3 separate regions of the Mus musculus genome follow, and regions 1 and 3 are each linked to region 2. The links are chromatin loops, found by intact Hi-C in ENCODE. Cell type or tissue: heart. All regions are shown on one strand. Links, peaks and the distances in the headings refer to the core of each region. The heading gives the core; the rest is flanking DNA.

Evidence for each region. A loop is a pair of places that touch in the nucleus more often than their neighbours do. Peaks named below come from ENCODE experiments on the same cell type or tissue, not always from the same donor. Only the 100,000 strongest peaks of a DNase experiment are listed, where the experiment ranks them.
Region 1: it touches region 2 in a loop (2.1-fold over the local background); 2 of 42 quality-filtered maps call a loop at or near these places.
Region 3: it touches region 2 in a loop (2.7-fold over the local background); 2 of 42 quality-filtered maps call a loop at or near these places.

The regions. Positions count from the first base shown.
Region 1 is chr12:9,087,618-9,097,891 of GRCm38, reverse strand. No RefSeq gene overlaps it. Among named protein-coding and RNA genes, the nearest start is that of Ttc32, 63 kb to the right of the region's middle. In heart, for the core only: no CTCF peak of the experiment used is centred there; a DNase peak (open chromatin) is centred at 5,771.
Region 2 is chr12:9,220,733-9,231,006 of GRCm38, reverse strand. No RefSeq gene overlaps it. Among named protein-coding and RNA genes, the nearest start is that of Gm46323, 150 kb to the left of the region's middle. In heart, for the core only: no CTCF peak of the experiment used is centred there; DNase peaks (open chromatin) are centred at 2,366 and 5,826.
Region 3 is chr12:9,108,395-9,118,668 of GRCm38, reverse strand. No RefSeq gene overlaps it. Among named protein-coding and RNA genes, the nearest start is that of Ttc32, 84 kb to the right of the region's middle. In heart, for the core only: no CTCF peak of the experiment used is centred there; DNase peaks (open chromatin) are centred at 4,378 and 4,828.

The DNA of each region.
Region 1 (10,274 bases), core at 1,030-9,029, 130 kb after region 2:
ATTAGCCACCAAACCCAGACACTATTGCATATGCCAGGAAGATTTTGCTGAAGGGACCTTGTTATAGCTGTCTCGTATGAGGCTATGCCAGCACCTGGAAAATACTGAAGTGGATGCTCACAGTCATCTATAAGATGGAACACAGGGCCCCCAATGGAGAAGCTAGAGAAAGCAAGAGCTGAAGGGATCTGCAACCTTATAGGTGGAACAACAATATGAACTAACCAATACCCCCAGAGCTCGTGTCTCTAGCTGCATATGTAGCAGAAGATGGCCTAGTCAGCCATCACTGGGAAGAGAGGCCCCTTGGTATTGCAAACTTTATATGCCCCAGTACAGGGGAATGCCAGGGCCAAGAAGCAGGAGTGGGTGGGTAGGGGAGCAGGGCAGAGGGAGGGTACTTTCGGTATAGCACTTGAAATGTATATAAAGAAAATATCAAATAAATAAATAAATAATAATAAACAAAAGTAAGCTGGTGTTTTATTAAGTGTAACACCTATAGTATTGTGACTATTCTCTCATAAATAATTTTAAAACTCAAATGTTCAATTTTTATTGTATTCTAATAAGTCTACCCTTTTAGTGGTATATTAATTAAAGAATGGGTTTATTTAATAAAAAAAAAAAAGGCCACTAGCCATGCCATGGTATGATCATGGTTTCCTCTAGTAAATTGATGCTTGCAGGACATAAATAGCCTCTCCATGATGCTAATACTCTTTATTGCCTTCTCCAGATAACTCTAGAATAAAGCATAGGAGTTAACTTATATGAGACACATATTACCTACCAATTAACAATGTAAGACAACTCCCAAGAGGACCATAGGGTCATAACATGGGGTAAAAAGGTCATATGGATTTGAAAACTATAATTCAAGGCCTAGGTCCACCCCCCATCACTGACAGACTCAGAAGAGCCATTTTTACCTCTGTGAGTAGTGGAGGGAGTGCAGCGAGAACTGGGGTCTCTAAATCTCCAAATCTTTCCAGGCCTCTGGATTCCTTTACCTACAGGGTGCCAAAGAAGTTCTGTGTAAAGCTCTCATTTGTGTAGAGTGCAGGTCATCAACTGAGTCAAGGTTTAAGACAGAAGGGGAGGAAAAAGCTACTGAACCTGTCAATTGCTTAAGCTAACAGCTTCAGAGGAGAATCTCCAGCAAGTACCTGTGTCATGATTAATTCTGTCCAGTGACTGCTTTGACTTATTTCACTGTCACCCTTTGTGGGCATACTGGGATCTTAGTTAAGCTCTTGAGGCAATGATGGACAATGAAGAGTAGTAAGAAGATATTCTAACAAGATTTAAGTCTTAGGAGGTCTTTAATCATGTCAAAGGGAGCTCTATCAAAATATGTTGGAGAAGGCTACTTCCAAGAACAAACAAAAACCAATGACAGCAAAAAACAGTAGGGCAGAGAGATTCTGTAGTTGGGTCAAGACACTAATTCAGCTGAATCTACAGAAATGTTCCTACTCCAACTCTGTGTTCCCAGGCCTTTCTTTAGTGAAGTCCTTGCTTTCGCATGAGATCTGGTATAGCTATAACACCATGCTGTTCTTTAAGCTTCATAGGCATCCTGTTTGACACATTAAGCTGTGAGATGATTGTAGAAGCTCCTCTGGTCCCTCTGACCATGATGTGTATCTGAAATAATCCACGTTTTCCTTTCCAGTGCACCGAGAAACAGCCAGCCACACATACCCTACAAAGCTCAACCTTTGTGTATTCACTATGAGTCCTACTGTTGTGACAACCTTCATTCGTGGCCAAATTGTCAACCTGTGCCTTCTATAGGTATACTTTCATGCAACATCAAGGGATTTTTTTTTAAAAAAGAAAGAAAGAAAATAACAACAAAAACAAAATACTGTTTGCTTCTGTAAGACACGCACTGTTAGTATTCTAGTTTTCTAGCACTAGGGAAATGGCTCAGAGACTGTACATGTGTGAGGACCTGAGTTCAATCCCCAATACCTACATAAAAAGCTGAGTGCAGTAATGTTTGCTTGTAATCTCAGCACTTGGAAGGCCAAGACAGGTGAATCCCTGGGGTTGCTGGGCATCCAGACTAGACTATGGGAGAGTCTTTGTCAAAACCCAAGGTTAAGAGTCCTACAGATGAATCCCAAGGTTGATGTCTGGCCTCCACAAGAATATGTGTACTTAGGTATATATACATGTATGACACTTGCAAAAACCCACACACATGTACACAAACAAAACTATATTCTATTTTCTATTGTCGAGAAATCCATCACAGCCTGTCCTAATCATAATCTGCATAGATAGCTAGCCATTCTTCAGTGATTTGTTCTTTGGTAGTCCTTGTATGGTCAAATGCTGAGTCAAAAGCTAGATGGAAAACAGAAAACAGCAAGCAGCTAGGAAGTAATTTCCTACAAAATTTCATATCCTATAATTGTGAGAAGAGATGAGATTTAAAAAATTCACTCTTACAGGGTCCTGAAGGATGACAAAACAGAAAATATTCAGAGGTCACTATAGATTCCTGTGGTGATATGAATATGCTTGGCCAAGGGAGTGGCATTATTAGGAGGTGTGGCCTTGTTGGAGGAAGTGTGTCACTGTGGGTGTGGGCTTTGAGAGAGTTTCCTCCTAGCTGCCTGAGGATGTCAGTCTTCTGGCAGCCTTCCAATCAAGATGTGGAACTCTCAGCTCCTCCAGTGCCATGTCAGCCTGGACACTGCCATGCTTCCCACCTTGATGATATGGACTGAATCTCTGAACCAATAAGCCAGCCCCAGTTAAATGTCCTTTATAAGAGTTGCCTTGGTCATAGTGTCTCTTCACAACAATGGAAATCCTAAGACAATTCCCTTCTACCTATGGACTCCTTGGACCAAAGAATGAATAAACCTCCTCCAACACTTTCTATTACGCTTTTATCTACTGGAAAAATAGCAAAACAGTCAGTTATTTGGCCAATAACATGAAGCTGTTTTAACATTACATAGTTAAAAGGATAGCATTGTGTGCTTTAGAAAATTGAGAAACCACAGTGAGTTGGCGAAAACATCTCAGATACTTTGAGTATTAGAATCTTAGGCCATGGCATTCTGAGATCTTTAAGTGGTGCTGTGCATCACCACTTTATCTGACTTTAGCTTTCATGTTCATTTTTCTCCATGGAACCCACAAGTGACTCATTCTGGTGCTGGGATCCCCCATAGTTTTTCATGTGCACATTTTTTCACTCTTCTTTCACTGCAGATGCCATGTTTCTGAGGAAAAGATTCTGTGACAACCACATAGCCACTAATTTCCTAAAAGAGAACCTCACACCATCATAAGTCCCAGGGTATGTCTAAATGAGTCCAACATTCCAGAATGTTCTCTGCTCACAGGTAGTTCGGGAATTCACATAATAAGCAAACAATGTCTATGCCCAGGTATTCTCAATCATTGACATCTGACTCCCAAATCAGACTTCTGGCTTGAAATGGCCCATGCTCTACTACATTCACTACAAGGCAATCATGTCTTCCAACGGACATGACTCCCAAGACTCTATGAGTGGTACCAGTAGGATATACTGTGAGGAAAAAAATGCTTATTTTCACATTTTTTAGCAGATTCAGGATGCTGATCATGAACACAAAGTGTAATATTCTATCATCTGAAGCCATAGGGGACAGACAGTATCTTCTCAGGATGAGGATAGACCTGCAACCAAGGAGCCAGGTGTCCCTAGCAAAGTCAAGACATCCTCATTTACAACTCAGAAATCTTCAGGGACATGTTTATTAATAGACATTGGGTACAGGACCAAGAAGCCACAGTTCCAGGAGGGAGAGAAGAAAAGTGAGACTGGCTTATAAATGCCTAAAGGTGAAGAACAATCCCCTTGCCACCCAGATTACTGGACTCCTTAAGGATGGAAGAGCGTTTAAATCCAGGTCTAGCTTTTTAAAATCCGGGTGTGTTGGGGTGCCCTGGACTGAGCGAGGTGGGAGTGCTAGGTTCTAATGATGGTGAGTGGTCTTGGTTTCTGTTAGTAAGATTCTTACATTTACCTTTAGCCATCTGGTAATCTCTGGAATTAGTTGATTTAGTTGTCTCTGGTTAGAGGTTGGGGATCCATGCCATAATCAGCCTCCAAACGCTGACACTGTTGCATACACTAGCAAGATTTTGCTGAAAGGACCTAGATATAGCTGTCTCTTGTGAGACTCTGCGGGGGCCTAGCAAACACAGAAGTGGATGCTCACAGTCAGCTATTGGATGGACCACAGGGCCCCCAATGGAGAAACTAGAGAAAGTACCCAAGGAGCTGAAGGGATCTGCAATCCTATAAGTGGAACAACAATATGAACTAACCAGTACCACCACCACCACCACCACCACCACCCCCACCCCCGGAGCTCTTGACTCTAGCTGCATATGAATCAGAAGATGGCCTAGTTGGCCATCAGTGGAAAGATAGACCCATTGGTCGTGCAAACTTTATATGCCTCAGTACAGGGGAACGGGAATGCCAAGGCCAAGAAGTGGGAGTGGGTGGGTAGGGGAGTGGGTGGGGGAGCGTATGGGGGACTTTTGGGATAGCATTGGAAATGTAAATGAAATAAATACCCAATAAAAAGAAAAATAAAAAAACAAAAAACAAAAACAAAAAACAAACAAACAAAAAGGATGGAAGAGCATACACTGCCTCTCATTGGTCTATGAGTCTGATCTGTGTTCTGAGCATTAAATTGCCTGGCATTTACCTCTGAGATCAGTACTCTATCTCTTACCTTGGCATGAGATCTAAGATCCTTCAGACTGGTAAGATGTCTCCTCTCACTCACCCACCCCCAACCCCGCCCATACTCCCCACAGCTCAATGCCAGCCCCCTAGTTAGGTACACAGATTTCTCAAATGATAGCTTTGAGATTGGCCAAAAAAGAGTCCTCTGAATTCAGAGAGCAGGCCTATAATCAATCCCAACTGCCCAGTAAGCTGAGACAGAAAGATCTCAAGCTCAAGGATGTCCGGTGCTGCAGAGTGAGTTCAAAGCTAGCCTTATTAACTTAGCCTCTACCTCAAGATAAAAGGTAAAAATAAGATTTGTGGTACAGCTCAATGGCAGAGCACTTACCCAGCATGCAGGAAGCCTTGGGTTCAATCCCTAGTGCCACTAAAACTATGCTTCCTTTTGACTGAAGAATAAACCTTTTTGTTTGACTTGTGGGTCTACAATGAAGGAAGTCTCGGGACTCAAGTCAAATCACTTCTGAAAAGGATCATACTTAACTTGGTTATGTTCTACTCAGGGGTTCTCTTCAGTCCTGAGTCCACAACCTCTATCTTCTGTCTTCTCTTTTTGCCCAGCATAAGACCAGACATCAGCTGAGTCCTTGGTGAGACTCAAAAGAAGATGGATCACACACAGGAAGAGATGGAGATGCTGGTAGGCCATTGAGGATGGAGACCTGACCTCATATGACCCTGAACTAGATTTCCCTTGCCTGCTCTACATGGCATAGGCTTTGCCTTGCAGGAAAATATATTGGTGAGCTCATAGGCTCACATACTTCACCATCAATCTCTAGGAGGTTGGCTCCCCAAGTGCATCATTGTTTCTGGTTTTATCTGAAACAAAAATAGACTCTTGAAAGTGTTCCAGCCATTGGGTCATTGGTTCATTGCCTTCTTCCAGCCCTGGCTGAAATCCCTCACCCTGAGATCACTCGGAGCCCCATGGCCGCCACGGGGACAGCTGCTTTAGCTGACATGGTGGCTTATTCTCCACAGCTTGTTCTTCCCTCAGGCCCTTCAGATGGCCCTTAGATATGAAGCTGTGCAGAGAGAGTGATGCCAAGGACTCTGATGTCTTCAACATCAGCCAAGTCACAGGCCACCAGGGCCAATCACTGCTCTCCGGGGAAATGACTCAGTTTTCACTCACGATGACCACCACCCTTTCTCGGACTCTAGGACAAACCATGTCCATGTGGACAGGTCTTTTCATGCTGATTTTTTTTTTTTTTGTACTATAGGCATCTGTTCACTTATTTTTACCCTGCTGTTGGAGAAGAAGCTTTGAGAGAGTAGAAGCCAGCTCTGATTCTGGTCTAAGGCCTTTCTAGAAAGTTCATCCAATCAACTTGTATTCTTTACTTGTTGGCTTTATTCAAAGTCTTTATAAAAGAATGGAGGAGATGGCTCAGTTGATAAAGTGTGTGGTGGAAAATCGTGACGATCTGAATTTGGCTCCCTCGTACCCATACAAAAGGCCAACATAACGGAATGTACCTATAACCCCAGCACCTGTGAGGAGGTAGGTGAGACAGGCTGCAAAATCCCTGAAGTTCACTGCCCAGCCAGTGAGCTGACTCAGTAAGTTTCAGGTTCACAGAGACCTGTCTCAAAAGATAAACATGAAAAGCAATCAAAGAAAGATATCCATTACCATAAATACTCACTACAAACAAACACACACATGCACAGTGCACATGCCTACACTAAATAAGTATGTACACTACACACCACAAAATAAATTAAAAATAATTTTGAGATTTCTTTTCTAAAGATTCCTTATGATGATACTTGTGCCTTTAGAGAACTGACTGAAAGATACGCTTCCACACTCATCACTGATCATCATCACCAAGTCAGGAAGTCAGGACAGAAACTCAAACAGAGCAAGAACATGGGGGCAGGAGCTGATGCAGAGGCCATGGAGGGGTGCTGCTTATTGGCTTGCTCGATATGGCTTGCTCAACCTGTTTTCTTACAGAACCTAAGAACAGCAGTCCAGGGGTTGCCCCAACTACAACTGATCACTTATTAAGAAAACGCCATACAGCTGGATCTTATGGAGGCATTTTCTCAATTGAGGCTCCCTCCTTTCAGATGTCTTGGGCTTGTGTCAAGTTGACATAAAAGTAGCTAGCACATTCTCTGCATCATTGAATTTTTCTGAGGAATGTAGGCTTTTCAACCTCATCTTATCACTCTAGATTTTTCCATAAAACAGACGGCAATTCTGTTCAGGATCACATGTTATTAATAAATTTGAAACCATTCACTCATTCAATCAATTCTTTGCAGACCACAGTTTTTTAAGTTAGGAAAATATTCTACCTCCTGGTGCTGAGATAGCTGGTAAACTTAGAGAAACTTCAGTCGACTTAAGAACACTGTCCATTTTAATTAACTTTCATATTGAAATGAGTGAATATTTCACTTCAGATATTCTCAACGATACTTTCCTTTCGCTTCAAAGTGATTTCCCCCCCTTGACAAAAATATGTCAAAAAAAAACCAAAAAACAAAAAACATTATCTCCGTTAATGAGCTTTCGAATGGTTCACCAGTTTCAGCTGCCCAGAATCACAAGCCTATTCCACTTCATGTTACCACAACCAAGAAGATGTGGTCTTATGAGTGCACTGTAAACCCCTTCCTGCCAATCAGCATGATGCAGAAAAGAAGACCCGAGTGACTGAGCCTTTAGTCATCACAGAGCATGTAAGCTCTTAGTTAACTTCCCCAGATTCTCTCATTCTTTCTAAGACAAACCTCAGCCTTCCTGCTCCCAGGCTTCGTTCTGCATAGCTACCATTCCCTAAAAGACCCAAAAATCCAGCGTCTCAGGTCGAGCTGTTCGCTTAGTTCTGATTAAATATTTCCAGGTGCTTTTGCACAAAGGGATCCAAAAGTTGGAGGATTTGTTTACACAAAAGGTCAAAAAGTTTTAGGACATTTGATTCACAGAGCCATTTCTCAAAGTCTGAAGACTGCTAAAAAAATCTAACCAGTTACAGCAACAGAAGAAGAAAGTGTGCAGAGCCACGGTGAAGTATTATTTTGTTACCAAAATTACTTTTGACACAAAATTTTATAGTTTAGTCTCCGGGTATATAAAATTACTTAATTTTTTACTACAGCTTCCAATTCAATTGATATTTTTAAAAACTCAGCTTGTTTGGTAACAGTTATTAATTATGCATACAACCAACCAACTCCAAGTACATTACTAGTTTATAAACATCTTAATTTAGAAGGAAAATTATTCGTGCTATAACACTGTGTTCTACCAAAATTTGTATTTTTATTATCAAGAAAAGGGGTATTTCTCACCATTCAGCTTCTTAGCCAGTTACAACTGCATTTGTCATAGCAGTTTCCCCTGTGGCGGAATGAGCTTCCCAATTCATTCCTGTAATTGCCTTGATTAAGCAGGAGGAAAAATCAGACCAGTATTCAAATTACCTTAGAAGGTAGTCAATTTGAAGTGCCTATGATGCTAAGTGAACTCGGGCCTAGTGTTAAGTATTTGAAAAGTTATTTTTATACTGAAGAAGTCAACACACTCAGTGTTATCTCTTCCCTTACCCATCTGTGCCTAGGAAAATTTGGAATAGGAAATGCACAAAATTAATACAGTAGAAGAGTTGTTTGATGTTGGCGGGTGATCAAGCAATGTGCAAATCGACCTTGTACAACTATTCTTAATTATCTTCAGAAGTGGACTTAAAATAACCACTGATTTTTAGAACATGTATTAACTTTTTGATTTAATTTTTAGAAAGCCTACAAAATGGTGGGTTTCTTTATGGCACCTTCGTCGGGGGTGCCACTGTTTTCTGCTTTTATCTTCCCACATCCTCCTTGCCTGCTCTTCCCAGCCCTGCTGATCCTCTTTCTTCCTCCAGAAAGCCCTTTTGCATTTGACAAGTCTGTGTGTGTGTGTGTGTGTGTGTGTGTGTGCTCGCATGATGTGTATGTGAAGTCGCCTGTGTGCGTATGTGTATGTGAGTGCTCACATGCATTTATATGTGCACTTGCCTGCCTGTGTGTGTATATTTGAATCTAGATTCTGCATATGAGAAATAACATATTTATATATCCATGTGTAGACTCCAGACTGCACACATGAGAGAAAGCATTTGTTGTTTGTCTGTCTGAGTCTGGCTAAGTGACCACAGATATTTAAGATACTAATGCTTATTCCACAAACTTACTCCCCTGCTTTACATGATTGTGGGATTAATGAAGACTTTTTCCAATGTTCACATTCATCAATGACTTTCTTAATGATCTAAATCATACTTACTTTTGTACTAAACAAGCATTCTTTAAATGTATCTATAGAGTATAAAGCACTGCCCTTACACAAGTAGCCACACTTATTCCTATACCCTACATTGTAGGAGTTTTTGCCTATATTTCCTGTATGTTTAGTGTACATCTAGCAAAAAACACAGCTCAACAGTATCTGTCCACTTCACAGGCTAGTGCTCTTATCAAAGAATAACTGTTTGGTGTAGCAAATGGATTTTCCCACCCATAACCCAGTACCAGGGTCCAGTCACATTTTATGGTACCATTAAGAGATAACTTCCTGCCAAGGTGGGGAGGGGTACCCAGGGGAAGCCCTACCCACTCAGAGGAGGAGAAGAAAAGGGGGGATGCAGGAAGGATAGCGGGAGGGGGGGGAGGAGGAGGGGCCAGTTAGTGGAATATAAAGTGAATAAGTAAAAAAAAAATTAATTTAATTTTTTAAAAAAGAGAAATAGCTTCCTGCCCACTGCTCCTGAAGGAGAGATGCTACTTAAATTCTATCTGGAAAGCTGGGTGAGAATTATCCTAAGGTAGAAATAGCAAGCTAATGGTGCACATTGCTGTCCTCAGAGCAACACTAAGACGCTAAATCAAAAACACACAGATAGCAATCTGATAGAAAAGATGGACTCCTAGGAAATATTTCATTAAACCAAATTCAAAAGACAAGAAGAAAAGGAAGAACATAAAACAAATGTGACAAACACAAAACTAAAAAATGGTAAGGCTAAAACGGCAGTTATATCACTAAATAGATGGAGATGTACTCTACCATCAAAAGACCAATACAGGCCAGCAGGATGGCTTAGCAGGCAAAGGCACTTGTCACCAAACCCAATGACCTGAGTTGGATTTGGAGGACCTACATGGTAAAAGGAAAAAAATCAACTCCCATAAATTGTCCTTTGACATTCACACATATTCTGTGGCATACCTGTACCTGCACATAGGCACATGGACATGAACATACACACACAAAAAAGAATAAATGTATTTTTAATTTAAGGTCAATATACGACTGGTGAGATGGTTCAGTGGATAAAGACAGCTGCCCGCAAAACCAACAACCTAGTTACATCCCCAGAATCCACATAGTGGAAGGATTAAAACCAGCTCTTTAAAGTTTTCTTCTGACCTCCATAAGCACACAGATATACCCAATAAGGAAATGTAAAAAGAAAAAATTTAATATTAA
Region 2 (10,274 bases), core at 1,427-9,426:
ATACAAATTAAAAATAGGGAAGAATTATGGGGGTACTCACTATGAAAGGTAACGGGGGCCATAGGAACAGACGTCAGACTGTAACATGAGTCTATAATCAGAAAGAGAAGAGGCAAAATGAACTGAGATATCTCAGAAGAGCCCCATACCTCAGTGCATATCTGAGGCAAATGCAGCTGCATAAGAGAGAGCTTCCGTGCAAAGAATGCATGTGAGGGGTCCTGAACAGGGAAAAATGTCCAGCCCTCATCCACGCCCATTACTCCTCCCCCCTGTGCTGTTCCCCAGTGTGCTGAGGCATTGGCTAAGAGAAACATACGCTGAGAAAAAAACTTGGTCAATTGCTGCAGAGGACCCCACAGTTCCTGACACTGGAACACCCCCCCCCCCCCAGCTACAGGCTGGCCCTGAAGCTCCTCCAGAGAGTCTCTCTCCAGCAGAGACCCGATCTACCCACAGCTCTGGAGAGTCTCTCTCCACAGAGACCCGATCTACCCACAGCTCTGGAGAGTCTCTCTCCAGCAGAGACCCGATCTACCCACAGCTCTGGAGAGTCTCTCTCCACCAGAGACCCGATCTACCCACAGCTCTGGAGAGTCTCTCTCACCAGAGACCCGATCTACCCACAGCTCTGGAGAGTCTCTCTCCACCAGAGACCCGATCTACCCACAGCTCTGGAGAGTCTCTCTCCACCAGAGACCCGATCTACCCACAGCTCTGGAGGTGGCTCCAAGAACACATGGCTCACACTGGATCTTTCTTTGGCTCCAGAACCTTTAGTGTGGTGGATTGAGCTAAAAGGACATATTCACAGATGATCAGGTCTCCACACGCTCTCTTTGCAAGCAGCAAACATGCATGGAATGCAGCCTCACGAGGGAAGGAGAAATTCTTTCCTGCCTATGCAAAGTTCCAACTGGATGACAGATTTGAGACTGACAAAAACAGAAATTAGATTAACCCAAGACAGTCCTTTCCTTCAGAGAGACCACATTCTAAAAGGAACCAGCAACCAGACAATTATCAGAGTAAGTACAGCGTATGAGAGGGAAGGCAGTCCTAAGCAATGGGGCAAGGTGACTTTTCTTTTTCCAGGAAACTGTCCATCTTGCAGATGGATCAAAAGGACTTTTCAATCAAATATGTAGCTTCACTTGTTTCTAGAATTATTTTTAGTATTTTTATTTTATTTTTGAGATTATTAATACAATATAACATTTCTTACTTTCTTTTCCTCCAAACTCTCCCAGATACCCCTCCCTGTTCTCCTTCAAATTCAGGGCCTCTTTTTTTCTTTTTCTTTTCTAATTGTTAGTGCATGTGCTTTTACTTTCTTATACTATTCAGGGCATCTTTCCTGGGTAATGACACCACTCACAATGGGCTAGGCCTTCCTGTCTTAATTAACATCAAGACAGTCCTTTACAGACATGCCCACTGCCCAAAATGATCTAGATAATTCTTCACCAAGTCTCTCTTCCCAAGAGACTCTAAGTTGTGGCAAGTTGACAATTAAAACCTAAGCAGCACATTACAAAACAAAGACATGAACTAAAGATACTACTATTACACCTATTCAAAACAGAACCTGTCATGTAACATGCAATCATATCTCATCAACCTGTAAAAATGTCCATTCTCTTCCCCAGATCCTGAGGGGTTACTCCATTTTTGTCATAGCTTGACATCAAGATATTTTCTTCTAATCTGGTCCATATGCCAAGGGAGACCTCACATATATGGTTCGATGAAGCTCTGATATAAAGACCTGAGAATACAAGGTACTACCGACCACTACACACTCAGTTTCTCATGGTGAAATGGGTACCAGATGATGGTTATACACAGACCTGTCTGAAAAAAAAAGGGTGGGGGGACAAGATATGCATTGCAGCAACAGAATTATAGCAACTTCTTAGCTGCTTCTTTTCAACAAGTGCAATAGTTCTGGAAATGTTAAAAAATATAGTTGCATTCTTCTTGTAAAATTTCACATTTTCATTCTAACCCAAAGCCGGTGACTCTCAGCCTTGAAAAGAGATAAATAGAATAAAAGATGAATTCCCAGAGAGGGGGCAGGAGGTGGAATGTTGCATATGCTCTTGATCAGATGACCACAGAGCTCTATCTGCAGGAGTGTCACCAACGTGCTCTGCCTGGTCCACCTACTAGACATGGAGATGAGGCTGGTGTTGGCAAATGGCCGACAGAGCACCAGTGTTATGTCTTCTCTGCATAGGCTGGGACACAGAAGTCTCTTTGTACTCAGGCTTTGTGTCAAGTGAGAGGCACATGGGTCCAAGGCTGTCAGCAACCATTTCCTCAGCCCTAGGACAGAGTAGTCCACAGAACAAAGCCAGAAACAAGTAGGGAACCAAGCCAAGGGCTTGAGTGAACAGAGGCCTGATGATGTCATTTTAGCAAGGCCTCTTCCCTAGCTCTTGAATCTAATAATCAGCCTCCTTCTTTGCTTAAGATACTGTGTACTTATCACTTGCATCTAAAAGTATTTTCCCACAGTTCCATTTTTCTCCGAGTGCTTGGTTTTCAGCTGAGCTCTGGCTTCCCATGAGACCTCGCCAGACTTCAAAAAGAAGAAAGGCTACCATGAAGAGCATGGGCCCATCTTGTCCTAGGACACTCTCATGTGAAAGGAAGGCCTTTCTTCTTCCTCCTGGGTCTGTTCTTTCAAATTCTGGAAACAACTGGAAAATAACCACAGCTCGCCCAGTATCTCTATGCAAGATCAACCACACCCCCATTACCTCTGCCCCAGGTTCCCCACAACAGTGAAAAGTGTACACACGCTTCCAAGAGAAGCTTTGGATACTCTCAGAGGAGAGTTACACACTAAGTGCAGGCCATCACAGATGCTGCCCTGGCCACACTCCCTACTCCCCCGGGGTGCTGCTGGTCAGCTCCCCTTACTTGGAAGCTGCTAGTATCAATATGTCAACAGGAAACCATCCTTTAATTACTGCAAAGCCCTTCTTGATTATCAAAATGAGATCAACCTTGGCCTCTAGGGCTTCTGCAAGATAAGCAGGAGTGTTTGGAAGCACTTAACAATGCTGAGTCTGCGTCCACGACTTGGGGCAGATTACATACATTTTAGACCAGTACAGAACCCAAAGCTTCAGATATCAAGATCTGAGACAGGAAGATCTAAACAGGGTAATGAGGTCAAAGGTCAAAAATGTTGCAGGAAAAAGTGCTGAGTAAGTCTATGAGTAGCCATCACTAAAAAGAGCCAAAATGGAAGTATGTTATATTACATACCATCTCATAGGATTTGTGCCATCTATAGTTTGAACCCAAAGCACCTCCCTTGTGAAGCATGACCCAGAAGAAGGATGGTATTTTACATATTTCCAGTCATTGAATATGCCATTCACTTGCATGTACACTTAAAAAAGCTGTAAGGCTGCAGCACAATCGGGGTTGACAATGGCTGTGCCATCTTCCAACATGTTGTCATGACACCAAAGCCACTACATGTTTCAGTTTTATTGGCCACCAATACTAACATGATACTTGTAGTTCAGCTCATAACAGGACCAGATGCTAAGCATGGTGATTATCATCATTAGGGATACCAACCAACCAGCCAATGGTATGGATCTATGTTCCATGTGTATCACAGAAAGCGCTCCCTTCTGTCCATTTGTTATTCAAGCACTTATTATGTATAAGACAAGTTTCTAAAAGTTAATGCAACAAAGAGACCCTAATGCTTAGAGAGTGTGTGTCCTAGTGGAAGGAGAACAGCATCAGAAAGTAACTATAACATATTATTGTAGATACCAGATACTAAAATACATTATTTTAGATACTGATGCCAATAGAAATCATTCCTTAGGATGCTACAGGGTAATAAGCACTATATGGTTGTTAGAATAAGGAAAATCAGGGTGCTGTAGGGGACATAGGAATTAAACCAGATGGCTACAGCAGATCTCATTGAGAAGGGGGATGCTGAGAGGTACCAAGCAAGGGATCCAATAAAATTGGGTACATTCAGGGTAGCATCTTAAGTGAGGCAACCCAGATCCAGAAAGACAAATATGATATGTACTCACTTACCAGCAGGTAGCAGCTATAAAGGATAATCATGCTACAATCCACAGAGAGGCTAAGTAACAAGGAGGGCTCAAAGTGGGGGTGCATGGATCTCCCTGGGAAGAGGAAATAGAATAGATTTTGTGGGTAAAATAGGAGCAGGAAGGTATAAAAAAAAGAGGGATCAGATGGTGGGGGGTATGGAAGGAGAGGGTAATGGGAGAGATAACTGAAATTGAGAGGCGTTTCTCCGGGATAGGGTAGAAACTTAGTACAATGGAAACTCCCAGGAATCTATGAAGGTGACCCTAGTGAAGACTCCTAGTGATGGGAAATACTAAACCTGAGCCAGCCATCATCTGTAACCATACAAGGCTTCCAGTGGAGGGACTGGGACACCAACCCAGCCACATAGCCTTTGACCTACAATTTGCCTTGCCCATAAGATGTGTAATGGTGGTGTAGAACTTGTGGGAGTAGCCACCCAATGACTGATCCAACTTGAGACTCACACCCTGAGAGGGAGACCATGTCTGACACTGTCTGGATGGCCAGGAACCAGGGGCTGGACAGCCCAGAGAACTAATATAGAACCAAACACAAGTGGGAAAAAAGTCAATGAGATGATTCCTAATGATATTCTGCTGTAATTAGAGCCCAGAGGCCAGCATAATCATCATTAGAGAGGCTCTGTCCAGCAACTAATGGAAACAGATGCAAAGACCCACAGCCAAACATAAGTAAAAACTCTGGGAATCCCATGGAAGAGAGTGAAGATGGACTGGAGGAGCCAGAGGGGTCAGAAACACCATAAGAACACAGCCCACAGAATCAAATTAACCAGGGCACATATGGGTTCACAGAGACTGAAGCAGTAAACACAGAGTGAATGTGTCTGACCTAGGCCCTCTGCATATGTGTATAGTTGTGTAGCTGCTGTTCTTGTAAAACCCCTAAAAGTGGGAATAGGGGATATCCCTGGCTCTTTTGTCTGTTTTTGGGATCCTTCCTTCATACTGGGTTGCATTGCCTAGCCTTAATATGCAGTATGTGCCTAATCTTATTGTAACTCGAGATGTCATGTTTGGTTGATATCCCTGGTAGGTCTGCTCTTTTCTTAAGTGATTCTGGAGGAGAGGAGTAGTAGATGAGGGAAAGAAAGGAGAGGAAACTGATATGGATGTAAGATATGAGAGAAGAAAAATTTATAAATTTAATATAAACAAAAGAAAGAAAAGGAATGAGCTGAGGAGACACAGAGAGAGGATGCAGTGTTAAAGATGAAAGAATAGCCCAAGCAAAGGCCTTGAGGTAGGGTGTACCTGCAAGGAATAGCCAAGGGAAGAGAGCATCTTTGACAAAGACAGAATAAGTAAGGGGAAGTTGATGAACAGAGGCTGGAGAGAAGTAAACTATTCTCACGAATGCCGGCCTTTTGTGTACAGTCCATTTCCTCTACTCTTGGGTCTTGCATTCTACCAGGCTGTAAAGTCCAGAGCCCAGCACAGAAGATCAGCAGCACAGAGCAGCTACTTCTTCCCTTTGTGCTCCAGCAGGAGCCACCTTGCCTCACCATGGTGTCTGCCTCTGCCTCCTTCAGGCCTGACAAGCGTGACGAATTGAATCCAACCCAGCAACATCAGCCTACAGATCCAAGCTCCTGGGACCTCCTAATCAAAAGCTGGCACTGGTGAGGCAGGGGCAAGCCAGGCTCAGGACGAGAAGTTCTCACCTCCTGCATAGTGGGGCCCACAGGCTATTCAGCCAGGACTTCCCAGGGCCAATCAGACAAAAGGCAGCCAAGGCCTGACAGCCAGAGCATTAGAGCCTCGGGAGGCATCTGAGGCAAAGCTCCCCAGCTGCTCCGCACAACTGAATCAGCCCTTCTCAGGAAGAAGGAGCATGTTACCATGCCCCAGGCATGCCAGGAGCTCCTTGGATCCACAATTCCTCCCATGACTCCCCAACCCCTGAGACTTCAGGTTAGAGTTAAATTGCTCTATTTATGCCATCCAAGATTTTTGCTTGGCAGAGCCCAGAGATGGTTGACCCAAACCAACAGTGACAAGTGGCCACCCTCAGACAGCAAACACCCATGCTGGCTGCCATCTTTCAACACTCCTGTTTTCTGTTTTCTCCCTTCTCTATTGCACTCAAATGTTCTCTCCATGACACAAGGAAAACATCCCCGAAACATCCCCAGAGGACTAAGCTATTGGGAGATGTTTTGATGACTCACTAGATGATGTCAAAGTTACCGGCTATCTCTGGACCATGGGGCTGACAAGCATCATGATAAGAGCAGACACGATAATTCATTAGGCTACAGAGACAACTGAGCTCTCTGCCGTAAGAAAGGCTCTGAACCACAAAGAAGAGCTGAAGTGACTTAATGGTCAAGATCCAAGTTGCCACTCAAAGTTGGTCACAAAAACAAGAGAGGATAAGAAAGAGAGAGACACTAGATTCACACTTTGCCTTCCAGTGAATGAAGAACATAGGACTAAAATTTGAAAGGATTGAAATTGGAATGGTAGAAATAGCAACACAGGGTCTCCTGAACCAAAGTATGAGATATCACAGGGTAGATAGTTAAGGCATTAAAGCTCTAAAGAAGCATCCTTTTGCTCTGGAAATCTGATGTCCCTACTAAACACAGTATCAGTGAAGAAGTAGGCTTAGAACTTCAGTTGTAGGAGCACCAAGAGTATAGCCACTAGTAGAAAAGAGAAAACCAAAGTATGCTACAGAGAGAAGAGTTGAAAGGAAACTAGCCCCTGCATGAAGTTGGCCTTACACGTCTCAAGGGTAGACTGTGGGCATCTTCATCTATTTTAAACTGCTTCACACATTGGCTGGGAAATTTGTAAAGGTTTATTATTACAATTCTTGAAGCTAGGAAGTCCAAGATCACAAGGCTTTCATCTACCAAGAGCCTTCTCAATGTGCCAACTCAGGGCAAAAGGCAGAAAGCTTCATGAATCTGAAAGCTGGAAATCCAAGGTCAAGGAGCTACATCTGGTGAGGTCCTTCTTGATGTATCAAAGCTTGGAGAAAGTCTTCCACAGTAGGATAGTGTGAAAGAGAAGAAGCAGGTGCCTGAGCTCCCACTTAACAGCAGTGACCATTTCCAGGGATAACCAGTCCACCCTGTGGTACCTATAAAGTGGAGGTAAACCTTAAGCACAGCCATGTGTAATAACAGAGGACAGAGCATGCATAACAACGTGAAATAAATGTGTCATAATGATAATGGATGTATCAAAACCAGCATAAATGTATTTACCCTAATAGCCCATAGTGTCTGGCTAGACTCCTGAATCAGCCACCATGGCTCACCCAAGAGACAGTCTAAAGTGCAGAGTGCTTGCCTCTCCACTGTAGGCAGGTTTAGGTGACTTGAGTCCCATCAGCAACTTTACTGGGTGATTCCAAGTTAATCATCTCTCTTCTCTGGACAATTTCTCATACAGATGGTAGAGGAAATAGGACTAGATAATCTTTAGGAGACCTCCCAGCTTTGACATTTTAATATGCAGAGATTTAATTAGCTCTTTACTAAATGTGTACTTCTCATATAAATAAAACATAAAAATATTTATAATTAATTAATCCTGAAACAGTTACTGTGGTATTAAAGAAATGAACAGACACCAAAAAATAACAAAAGAACTAATAACTGTCATATGATATTTTGGGACTTTAGTCCCTTGTACTCGATTTTAATTCCAACTACACAAATATTTGGCCATATTAAATGCTCTTCCTGGCAACACAGGCTTCATACAAGGAGCCCTGTGCCCACCCTCTGGCCAGCTAGAGGCACCCTGCCCTGCAGCTACGACTGCCATGGTGAAGAGTTCCAGCTGCCAGATGCCTTCTAAGGGCTGTGCACACATACCTCTAGTGGGCCTGTGTATTGTAGCCCACTCCATGACAAGGACTGTGTCCCTCAGTAAAACATAAAATTCGTATGTCATTCTTGTGTACTTGGGCATTATTACTGTCCCAAAGACTCAAGTAGAGAAGGAGGTAAGTGAATGGGGTGGGGACAACTTTAGTCTGGCATTTCATTGTTCTCAGATGGCCAATTTGAACTAGGTATGGAAATGAGGGGCCCGAACACCATTGGCTGAAAACAAATGTATTATTCCCTGGACTTCAGAGCCAAGATGGATCCTAAGAGGCAGCAGAGCCTTGGTTCAGCTTCCATCAGAAACTGGTTCCAGTCTTGTGGAAATGTGCTGGTTTATGACTGAGTCTTTGAGCTTGTGTGACCCCATTTAGGCCATAGAGAAAGAAGCCATAATCACACTTGGTCACCCAAGGGATCAGCTCAAAGCAGTATGTGTGCATGCATGCATGCATGCATGCATGCATGTACATGTAAGCATGAAAGACACGGAAAAAGATCGGCATAAAAAGATTTCCTGAGCATCGGAGTGCCTCAGACATCTTGGGTTGGCTTTACTAACGAAGGGACTCCTGACAAGGGTTAACATGGGCCACAGCTAAAAATGTTTTCTTGCTATTAAAATCACAAAATAAGTAAATATGTGTGTGCGAGCACACACACATGCGTTTGTGTGTGTTTCTTCAAAGTATTTCTTCCACTACTAAATGATAGCTTACTTGTTTTTTCCTAAATTATAAGCAGAACCTGTATCCCTTCCAAACATGCATACACTGAAATCGCACAGTAAGGTAAGAATCAACAGTATAAGATATTTTAAATGTAACTTGGTGGGCCATCAATGAGATGACAGCCATCCTCAAGCCAAGGAGAAAAGCCCTGGAGTGAACCCTGATCTTGGACATACAGCCTCTCCAAATCACAGGATACACAACTACTCTAAATCATTCACTCTGTATTATTTGCAATGGAAGTCCCAACCCACCACCACAGCCAGTATTTATCTTTCCACTGGCCACTCCAAATGTGAGCCACAGAACATCAGAACAGAAACATCCAAGGACCTAGATGTGTACTGCAAGCCACTGTAAAAAGGAACAGATGAATCAGGCATGTAGCAGCAGTGGCTGACCTTTCTCTCATGCCTTTTTGATCATAAAACACTGAAGGGTCCAGGTTCGGCATCCATGAACAACCTGTACAAACACAAAGCAAATTCTCTGTAGTATTCTCTCCCACCCTTGTCAAATTGGATGGAAGTGGTGAAGATGTGGGTCCTGGCTTGGTTTTTCTAAAGAGTACTACCTCCATAAACTATGCATGTACCTCTAAGAATCTTCTAGAAGGAAGATTCCAGGGATAATACCTAGAGCAGCAGCACTTAGCCTGTGGATCACAATCCCATTAGGCCTCAACAGACCTTTTACAGGGGATACATATTCAGCATTTCAGATATTTGCATTACGACTCATAAAAGTAGCAAAATTACGGTTATGGATTAGCAGCAAAAATGGTTTTATGGCTGAGGGTCACCACACATGAGAAACTATATTAAAGGGTTGCTGCATAGGAGGCTTGAGAAGCTCTTATGTTCTAGGACCGTGTAAGAGACTATAAAGACAAACTACAAGGAGGAGAGATTCCATGGTCCAAGCCCACTCTGAACCTCCAGGTCTCTTGCTGAGAGCCAAGCTGCTCTAAAAACAATGGCAAATCTTGGTTCAATATCCTATCATCACTGTGACATTCACTAGGATGCTTCTTGAATGAGATCCAGGGGTCCTAATGATATAGTGGGGTACAGACAAAGGAGATTCAGCTACTCAGAGGTAGTTCTGGGAAGACTTAAACCTGACCTAGCCATTGAAGGAAAGTGAAACCCGGAGGGCCACTCCAGCAAGAGACAGCGCCATAGTCAGATTTCATTCCAGAATTCCACCATGCAGTTGTGTTTGTTTCCCAGGCTGGTTGGGGATTTTAACCCACAGTGTTGAATCTTGACAATGCCCATCTAGGGGAAAGGAAGCAAAAGCAAAAGACAGTCCTTCCAGCTCCAGAGTGTATGTACTGAGGGAGAATATGGAGTTCCTTCAGAAGGCAAGCTCATTTGGCTTTTGAGGAAAACATTAAAGGCTTCAGCATTATTGGGCTATTTTAAGTTTTTCACTATTGTCCAGCACCCCTTGATGTTGAAGGGCAGCATTTATGAATGAATATGGGAAGCTGTCCAAACATACTTTCTGGTAGGGAGGCCAAGACAGCAAGAGTAGACTCCTCCCAGTGATTTAACTGCAGCACCCCA
Region 3 (10,274 bases), core at 951-8,950, 110 kb after region 2:
TTTAGGGTTTGGGATAAGTGCTCTCTCTAAACTGGAGCAATTACCTGGTACTTCAAAGGTTATGAGGACAATGGAGCTTTAAATATTTTCTAAATTAACACATTACACAGAGATAAATCAGCCAGCAGACATGTATTGGATCCATGCAGCATCCTTACTTCCATCGGGGTACAGGCTCCATGTGAACAGGGATCCATCTACTCTACCCTGAAACAACAAACGGCAATGGTGTGGTTGGTATTAATAGGTACTCATCAGATGAGCTCACTGATTAATTCATTCATGAAAAACAGTACCATCTCAAGGGTTTCTTAGCTATTCTGATAACCCATAAAGACATGAACTCCTGGCAGGTACAAAACACAAATAGAAGACAGCCTCATGTGTTGCTGGTATAGTCATCCTACCAGAGCCTGTACAGAGACTATAAACAGTCAAGACACTACCTCATTTGTTCACTCGGCTCTAACACCAGCCTTGTATCAAAGTGGATCGAAATGGCCAGAATGCCACAGATAAAAGCAGGATATCTAACCCACCTGTGCACAATGCTCCATGGGCTCTGATTATGTGTATGGCATAGCTGATGGCTGGGAGATAGGCAACGGAAACACGAGTCTCAGTCATCCTGCTGAGGCTGGAAATCCATCTGTCATAGTTAATATTGTCAACTTGACAGAATCTAGAGTCACCTCAGATGTGAGTGGAGAATTTCTAAGTTGGGTTAATTAAGGTGCAAAGACCCACCCTACCTAAGGACAGTATCACTTCTTGTCTGCTTCCTGATTGGATGTAATGTGACCAGGAGCCTCAAACTCCTGGCTCTGTTTACCAAAGGTAAATTTCCATAGACACTTCTGTTCGCCTTAAGTCTGATCCATGAGTCCAAATGAACTACGGGAGCACAGCCCTCTTTTCATACCATAAAGCCCCTGCTTGGACACATAGTGAGCCTGGCTCAATGCATGTCTTCCAGACAAAATCCAGGGCAGGATAAGTTTGATGGGAAAAAAAAAATGGATTTGAGGTCTTAGAGACCATCTTGAATAAAGTAGACCTGCCTTTGCTTCAGGATTTCCTTACTAAGCTCTAGCTCTGGAATCACCAACTTCTCCTGAGAACTAGAAGGGCATTCCATTTCATGAAGCTTTGGATCCAGGCAGGGAAAGATGCTATGGAGAAACCTGTAAAGCCAAGAGGCTAGACAGTGATGGCATTGGTCTTGGTCATGCTCCTGCCGTTGGAAACAAGGCCGTGGCTTCACAGGAGAACAGATAGCATCTCTCCTGATGATGGTGCAGACAAACTTGACAAAACTCCACACCCATTGGAGGCTAGCCATTAACACCTAGAATGCAAAGGGTAATTCAGGATGCATCCTATCTCACACTGTTCCAACCTGTCTTCCTCATGCCGGTGATAGTGATGCTGCCAAAGGGGGAAAAAAAAACCAAAAAACCAAAACAAAAGCCTGTTATGATCAAGGCAATTCTGTATCCTGCTGGCTTATTGTGGAAGTTTGAATGAGAATGGCTCCCATAGGCTCATAGATTAGAATGCTTGGTCACCGGGGAATGGAACTGTTTGGGAAGGCTTAGGAGGTGTGGCCTTATTGGAGGAAAGATGTCACTAGGAATGGGCTTTGGGTTTCAAAAACTCCATTCTAAGCCTAGAGTCTCTCTCTTCCTGTTGCTTATGGATCTAGATGTCGAATTCTCAGCCACTTCTCCAGCACCATGTCTGCCTGTATGCCACAATGCTTCTTGCCATGATAACAATGGATTAAACCTCTGAAACTGTAAGACAGTCCCAATAAAATGCTTTCTTTTATAAGAGTTTCCATGGTCATGGTGTCTCTTCACACCAATATAACAGTGACTAATATAGTTAGATACAAAACCTCAGTAAATCCATGAGACAATGAGAAAAATGGACTATAGTCTCTCCATCTACTGCAGCTAGGTGACTCAGTCTGCCTTGATATATCTGGGTTTGGTTCCCAAAAATGTCTCCCTGAAAGCCCACCTATGTGTCAGTTCACTTGTACATTTACCCACTTACATACTTGTCAGGAAGGAATTCATGAGAATGGAAAGGCTGAAGAAATTGGGGAGCTACACCATTTGAACTTGTTCTAGCCCCCAAAGGTATCTAATTTTCCACAGATGTTGCAGACTGACCTCTTTCCTCTCTGGCCTCTAAGTCAGTGAATCTCCATATTAGTGATATGTTTTATAATAAAATATCGGTTATATATGTAAAAGCATGTCTGCCTTATGCCTGGCAAAAGCATGAGGCAGGAAAGGTTCATGTTGGCTCACAGTTCTAAGTATATCATCATGGCAGAAAAATATAGAAACCATGGCAGTCTGGTTTTTAGAACATGACTTAGCTGGTTACATTACAGCCACAGTCAGGAAGCAGAAACCAAAGTTCATCTGACTCCCTCTGTTTTCCCCTTTTTAGATGGTCCAGTCTAACAGCCCATGGACCTGTGCTGCCTACATTCATGGAAGCTCACCTCTCCTCAGCTAAACCTCTTTGTAAATGCCCTCACAGGCACGCCCAGAGGTATGTCCCATGGGTAATTCCCAGCCCAGTTGAGCTTACACTGAAGACCATTCATCACATGAAGCCTCGTTCTCATGACAAACCAAAGGTGTACTATTCGAAATAGGAATGGTTCTGGACCAAAACCACATTATTCAGCCCCCTTTCTCTGAGGATCCAAGGAAAGGATCCTAATCCAACATTCCCTGCTCTGATTACCTGGGAGCTGTGATCTTAAATGGCCCAGACATTTACAGGAGCTCAATTCCATACCAGATACCATTTATAAGCAGGCAGGAAGCCATTGACTGAACTACTTTCCTGACTCATGAGCATCCCCAACCAACAAGACAAAGACCATTCCTACACTTCAATAAAAACCAACATCACACAGAAAGCTGTAATGGAAAGAATCACAGGTGAGCCAGTGGTGCTGTATTGGAGCAGTGTGCATTGGAAATCATGGGAGATAAGTCATGAGAAAGGAGGGCAGCAGACATGCCAGGGGAAACCCCTGTAGCCCTAAGGTAGAGAAAAGCATAATACAGGGAGCTACCCTGGTCCATCTGAGGAGCTCTTAGAAAGGCAAGACAAGATGTAGGGCTACTAAAAGTCTATACCTATAGGTACAGCGATCAATAGAGCCGTGGCACACATCCCTCTGATGGGAAGGAGGTATCCTAGCTTATTCAGATCTAGAGAAGGCTGGGAGGCTCTCCGCTTTTCCTACTGTATCCCTTTCTCAAGTCTCTTGCTTGAGATACTTGTTCGTCAACACAAATGTCCTTGCTCAGCTCTGGAGATAACAGGGACCTCAAGCAGAGTGTCCTCTGGAAATCCCCTGCACATTTAGACACACATATTCTGGGGAAGTAAGTACCCAGCAGCCCTTAGAAGCCTACTCATGCTTCCATTTGATGCTAAGTAAATGTTCCAGCCTGGCCAGAGGGCTACCACCCCAAGCTGAGAGTTTTATAGGATAGTCTCTAAACTTACTATGTGGCAGTCAGGGCCACAGCATGTCCCATCTGCAGAGGTCTACTGGACCCTGCTTCTCCAACAGCCACAGTGCCCTTGCCCCAAGACAGGTAAAGGACCTGACACACAGCTTGGGGTCCTGAGTTTGAACCTCATCACTTACATAGAAATCCAGGTGTGATGGTGCACATTTGTAATCCCTTCTCTGGGGTTTCCTGGCCAGCCAAGCTAGCTAATCATTGAATTCCTGATCCTGGGGACATCTCCTGTCTCAGGAAAAGGGGTACAGTTTCAGAGGAAAACATCTTGCGATTGACCTCTGGCTTCCATACATAAGTACATACATACATACATACATACATACATACATACATTAAATACATACATAGTATATGTATGCACCTAAACACATGCATGCACACACATAGACAAAAATAAAACATAGGCATGCAACCTGAGTAAAGTGCTTGCTAATTAAAGTGCTTTTGGCAAATAATTCTCTCACAAATGACTAAGACAACAGGGAACAATGGAAAGAGAGTCTCGCACTTGGCTCCTGACTCTGGCAGTAACAGCATGTGACCTCAGGTAAATGGCTCACTCTCCTATCTAACTATGTGATATCCTGCATTTATTATTTTTTGCCTGGTATCACAATGTGCTTTCACATAATCTCTCTTACTCAGTTTAGCACCACCTACAACCCTACGAGGTGACTGCCTTCCTTATTTTGCTGGATCAAAAAGGTCTGTCTCAATATCTAAGACACATGGCCATGAAGAGATGGAGTCTGGCTGGTCTCCCTGCCCTATGTCCTTGCAGTGTATTTTGGGAAAGACATCCTTTCATCAAGACTGCCCAGATATTGAGCAATCACAGGGCTTGCTTCCTCTTGTCTCTTAGGCATACTGTTTTGTGAATCCTGATTCTCTGCACTCTAGATTCATTACTCTGGGTAACTAAAAGGAAAGGCTGCCTTTCAGGTCCAGACCCATGCAAAGTCCTTAAAAGAGAACATTTACTTCACCCCCCAGCTCTGCCAGACCAAATACCACCCCTAACATGTCCCACAAAGATTATAAAATAAAGGGGTTCCCTTTATTGTGGTGACTGTGGGGCATGGTTAGAATTAGACAGTGACGCAGAAGATTTGGTCTAGAAAATGGACAGAAGGGGCCATATCAACCCTGACAATTGTGGCTTTACAACACACTCTCTCATGTCCCAAGACAGGGTGACAGAAGAGCACAGCTGCCGTCCGCTGAGCAACGTGCCATGTGGCTCGGCAGCTTGCTGGGCCTGCTGCCCACCAGGCCTCGTGGTCAGTGCTGACTCACAGGAGGTGGGCTGAGGGGACAGCCTGGCCCAGGTCTCAGCACTTCTGACTCACCATCTCCTCCTGGACCACTATACAACATCCCTCCTCCCAGAAACAACATCCATCTATTTTTTTTTTTTTTTTTTTTTAGCTGACAGAAGAGCTTTTTCTTGTTCTTGGGGTTGTAAACTGATCATCAAATGTTCCACAACTTTTTTCTAAGAAGTGTGCCATGTGGGAAAGTTAAAAACAAGCTATTTGGGGGCCTGAGCCCAGCTTTAACTCATATGCAGCCTTGGTCTCTTCTCAGGGTACCCACTGGGAAAGCACTAAAGGCAAAGTTGTTTTAGAAAACACGGAACAAAGTGAGCACAGGTTGAGCGACCAGATCTGCTCAAATGATTATTTCATAATTAATATAGATCCAATTGGCAGGCAGAGGTAAATAATCCACATGGGTTTCTCTAATTCTTACACTATCTCCTTGTATCAGAATTATTTCCGAATTTAGCACTATAGAAACTGGGGGTCCAAGAGGTTAAGCAACTTGCCTACAGTTCAATTTGGGAGCTGAGATCCAAGCTCAGCTTCATCTAGCATCAAAGCATCTATACAGTGACTAAGTCACCCAGCTGCGGTACTTTCAGTCCCAGTAGCAGCAAACTGAGAGCTGTCTGCCTTCCCACAACTCACATACTACAGTGGGTTCCTGATTATGCCAGCATTTGGCTGCTCAGCGTTCCCTAGTCTCCATGTCTCTGAGCAAGCCTCCACTTCTACCTTACCTTCCACTTTCCAGGCCCAAGGATAAAGCCCCTGGCTGGATCTCCGAGGGAAGGTAAGCCATGAAGAGAAGTTTCCGCAGACTTTGCCTATCTGACCAGGTCTGACATGGCATCCTAGAAATAACCAGCCTCTAGCAGTCTGTGCAAGACTCCAATTCTAGATCCTCTAGGGAAACTCATCTGGGAACAGAGCAAACCAGCTCTCAAAGGCCCCTGCTTGACACAATTGGTGGCTCTCAGGTTTGAGTCTGTTCATCTGCCTACATGCTAATGGTGACCTGCAAGGGAGTCATCCTGAGGCAGACCAGATGCAGAGGGCTCATATTGTTGTATACTGTGATGGCTCCATTCGTGCGCTATGCCTGTAGGCTGACCTGGGGCTGTACAAATAGGTCCAATTGTCCTTTGCCTTGTTTTGGCCAATAGAAGGTACTAGGACTAGACATATAAACAGGATGTAGCTGCTAGCTGGGAGCTTTACCAATAGACCCTGCTCTCCCCAGGCAGAGTCTCCCAAGCATCACAGACACAGGACAGACACAGCTGCAGCTATTGCTCAGCATCCGTCCCTGACTCACTGTGGCTCATGGTGCTGCTTTTATTCACAGCTCTGGACCTTCTTGGGCTTGAAGAAGACTCTCTTTGTTATATTCTCTTGGATTGTTGCCACTGTATCTTGCAAATTCCCTAAATTCCTTTAGGGTTAAATAAGACAATGTGTATTGGGTATAGAGAAGTATGGTAAGTGAAGGCTTCGTCTAGGACATGTCCTTGCCTTTTATCACCAAAGCCTTTTTAAATCCCTCACTTAGTGCACTATTTATTCAGATTAGTAGATACTGGGTGGGGAGATGGTTCATTCGATTCAGTGCTCTCCACATAAGCATGAGTTTGGTTCCCAGCACCTACACAAAAGTCAAACATGGTGATGCCCGCTTGTCATCTCCAGTGCTGAGAATGTCTACAAGGGTGTGTCACTGGTCAGTCGGCACAAAGTAATCAGCAAGCCCAGGTCCTAGTGAAAGGTTTTCTCTTTTTAAAAAGTTTACAACTCCTGTCAACTGGATAGGTGAGAGCCCTTGATGAACAACACACAAGATTATCCCTGACCTCCATATGCTTTTACAGGTGTGTATGTGACCCCACCCACACATACACCCACATCTCCATGTAGCAAACATACATACATACATACATACATACATACATACATATACATGTACACAGCGGGAGAGGAAGATTTTAAAGACTAAATAAAAACAGTTACATATAACTTAGAAGTACCCATGCTCCTTCTAGCCTTCAATTCCCTGGCAGCAGATTAGAAACACTAATGAGAAAGGCATTCCCAGAGCCCATAGGTGCACACATGAGCATTCAGTAGCCTCTCCAGGTCAACTCATGACCCAAAGCAATGTATTGCAGAGAGCACGTATTGGGCTTACATGAAAACTTTTCACTGAAAGTCATTCTCTTCTCTGTCAGCAACAGAACTTATTTGCTTTTAGTTTATACAAACTTATCCTTGATGGGATTGAGGAATATGGCCAAGGCCCACCCCACACACACACACTCAAAGAGAACTCAGAAAGCAAACAGCAGTGAAGCAAGAGCTACAAAAACATGGGGGTGACTATAGAATTTTCTGGAACTCCCAAGAATACTTCCTGGAGGACTAAGCATCCACAGTGACACTGTAAGGAAGGAAGGATCTCAGTTCATGAACAGGACAGATGAGAGCATCTCAGACACTGGGTACCACACATGTGGAGGTATAGAGGCAGAAGAGAGGTTGAGGTACCCTGGGTGCCATAGATGGGATGTCATGACAGGAGCTTGGATGGGTGCTAATAGACATTAAGACTGAGAAGGTCACCATGGCCTACAGACATTCTTAGAATTAAAAAGAAATGCAAAAATGCATGTGCTGAGTTATAAATGATCAATTGTACTATAAAAACAAAATAGAATTCATAATGGCAAAACAAAACATGACCGGCTCACTTCTGGGTTCACACTGACACTTTAGAAAAAAAGTTGAAAAGAAAGTGAGTGTCATATATTTCGAAGTTGTTTAAGTAACTGTTGAGTACATACACTCTGTAAATTAGTGTATATTCATGCTAGAGTCTATGCAGAAAGAGCTTCTAGAAATGGAGATAAAGGAGGACAGATGGATGGATGGATGGATGGATGGATGGATGGATGGATGGATGGATGGATGATTTACAGAAGAAAGGCAGAAAGGAAGGAAGGAATTTACAGATAAATAACAGTTAGACTTAAAGCATATAGATGTTCTTGGTGCTTCTTTCTAACTTGATAGTTTCTGCCCATTCCATGGGGGGAAAAAAAGGAAAAAAAGAAAGAAATTGGAAAGTGTCTAACTAAGCTGAGGCCAAGCTTTAAAGTCCTGGGCCTTGAGAACATCCTGTGCTGACCTACAAGCAGCCCACAAATAGTGGGAGAGCAATCCAGTGTGCCCGTCCTTGCCTCTTCTTGGTTTCACTCCCCTGGACAACGTGCAGGTCACATGTGGGAATCCTGTGAGAGAACAGCACTCTGGGGAACAACAGAGACTGTAAATTCCAAGGAACATTTCAACCAATAGAAAAAAAAAAACTCTTGCACTTCTGTCGACCACAAATGGTTCCAAGGAAAGTCTGGGTCAGTTTTCAAACCTGGCGATACCTTCATGGTAGAAGGACAGCCACGAAAAAGCCAATTTTCCTCTGCCACTTTCCCAAAGGAAAGAACCCGGGCTGCTCCAGTTGCGTTTTCCCTACCTGTGGTTTTATGGTTAAGCCAAGTCAATAAACTGAAATGTAGCTTCGGTTCGGATGATTCGCAAGGAGGAAAGCAGCAATTTTGCCTTCAAAGAGACAGAGCCCTGAGCCAGGAAATGAGAGTTATGTTTCCGGGCTGTGCTGGGAAAACTCTGAGCTGTAAACTTCAAAGGGCCAAGCTCCCACCAAGTCCAGGGGTGACTGGAGATGGTCCAGGCTTTGGCCGTGGAAGGGCACCTGTTGTCTGAGAGCAGATGCTAAAAGAGTTATGTCTGCTGGGAGAGTCAAGGTCATCAGGACACAGATGTCTGCTGCTGCTCAATTCTGGGGAAATGGGCACCTGTGGAAGATGAATGACCAGCAGTGTAGACCAATCGGAAAGGGTGTGAAGAGGAAGGACAAATCCATGTGGCCTCGCCTCTTTCTCTGCTAGACCTCCAAATCCCCCTGTGGTCAGGCCACTTCTCCTTCCTGGGCTTCCATTTTCCCCCATATGGGACACAGTCATAGCCCTCCTTATCCCATAGCTCTGATGTAAAAGAGCATGTAAGACCAGCTTAAGCCTCCAGCATCTCCTATAGAGCTCTCTGCAGCTGTTGAACACCTCCATTACTTCAGCACTCTTTATATCTTTGCTGTTATGACAAGCCTGCCTCCTTTCTTCCTGCTCAAATTGATCAATTTAATTAATAGCCACATTCTCATCTCTCCCTGGGGTCCTCCAGTGTCAGCTCTTTATTCTAGTCTTCAGTGCCCTGGTGTCCTCGGCTTGAACGGATGTGTACTGCTTCTGACACAACCCCAGCATTCTGCTCTTACCAGGACACAGCAACGTTTACTGCTGACCCAATCCAGTGACTCGGGGCTGTCTCCTCCTAAGCACAGTGCTGGGCAGAAAAAAAGCATTCACAGGTCTCAGTGCACAGGGGAGTCCATGTCCCCTCCCACCCAGGGAAAATCTGAAAGATGCCAAAAAGTTTATTTTTCTAGGATTAACACAATGACAGGGAACCAGCCATATATATTGTCAGTCCAGACGAGCCAAATATTTTTCTGTAATTTCTGCAATAATATGAGAAAACTTAAAAAGAGAAGGGAAAAAACGTATTCAATTTTAAGCCTGTCTCTGTAGACTGCAGGTCCAAAAATAACAGCCCATCCCATGAATTACCAACAACACTATTTGCAAGACAGTTGCTTGATACAAGGAATGGAACATATTAACAGGAGCTTCCTGACAAAGGGGGGGGGGGCACTTAGGGAGGACAGATTGACCTAAGACAGACAGCACCTGGGAGGGTGTGAGCTTTTAGCTGCCAAGCTGTGTGATGTGCTATTCCCACAAAGCCAGAGAGGTCATATAGATGTCACCCTGACCCACACTAAGTGTTCAGATCATGAAGGTGAGGAGTCTGGCTTTTGCCACACTTGATAACTTTTGGATTTTGCACCTGATAAAGTGATGGTGGAATAGTAAATATGAGACCAGAATCCAGATGGGTGAGCATTATGAAAGAAGAGCATATTTTAAATGATATCGAGTATATTATTTGAAAAATTAAATAGACAGGAAGGAAGAAGGAAAAAGAAGAAAAGAAATAAATAAATGGAGGGAGAGAAAAGGGAGGGAAGGAGGAGAGAGAGGGATGGAGGAAGAGAGTATGGTGTGTGTGTGTGTGTGTGTGTGTGTGTGTGTGTGTGTGTGTGTGTGTGTGTGTTTTCAAGGGAGAAACACTGAGAAGAGCTTCGGATAGAGTCTACCTACCTGCATTAGGTGTGTGTCAGAGTCTAACATAAACAGAGCCATCACTCCAGAAGCTGAGTGACTAAAGTAGACAAAGGGCCTTGATGGAAGCA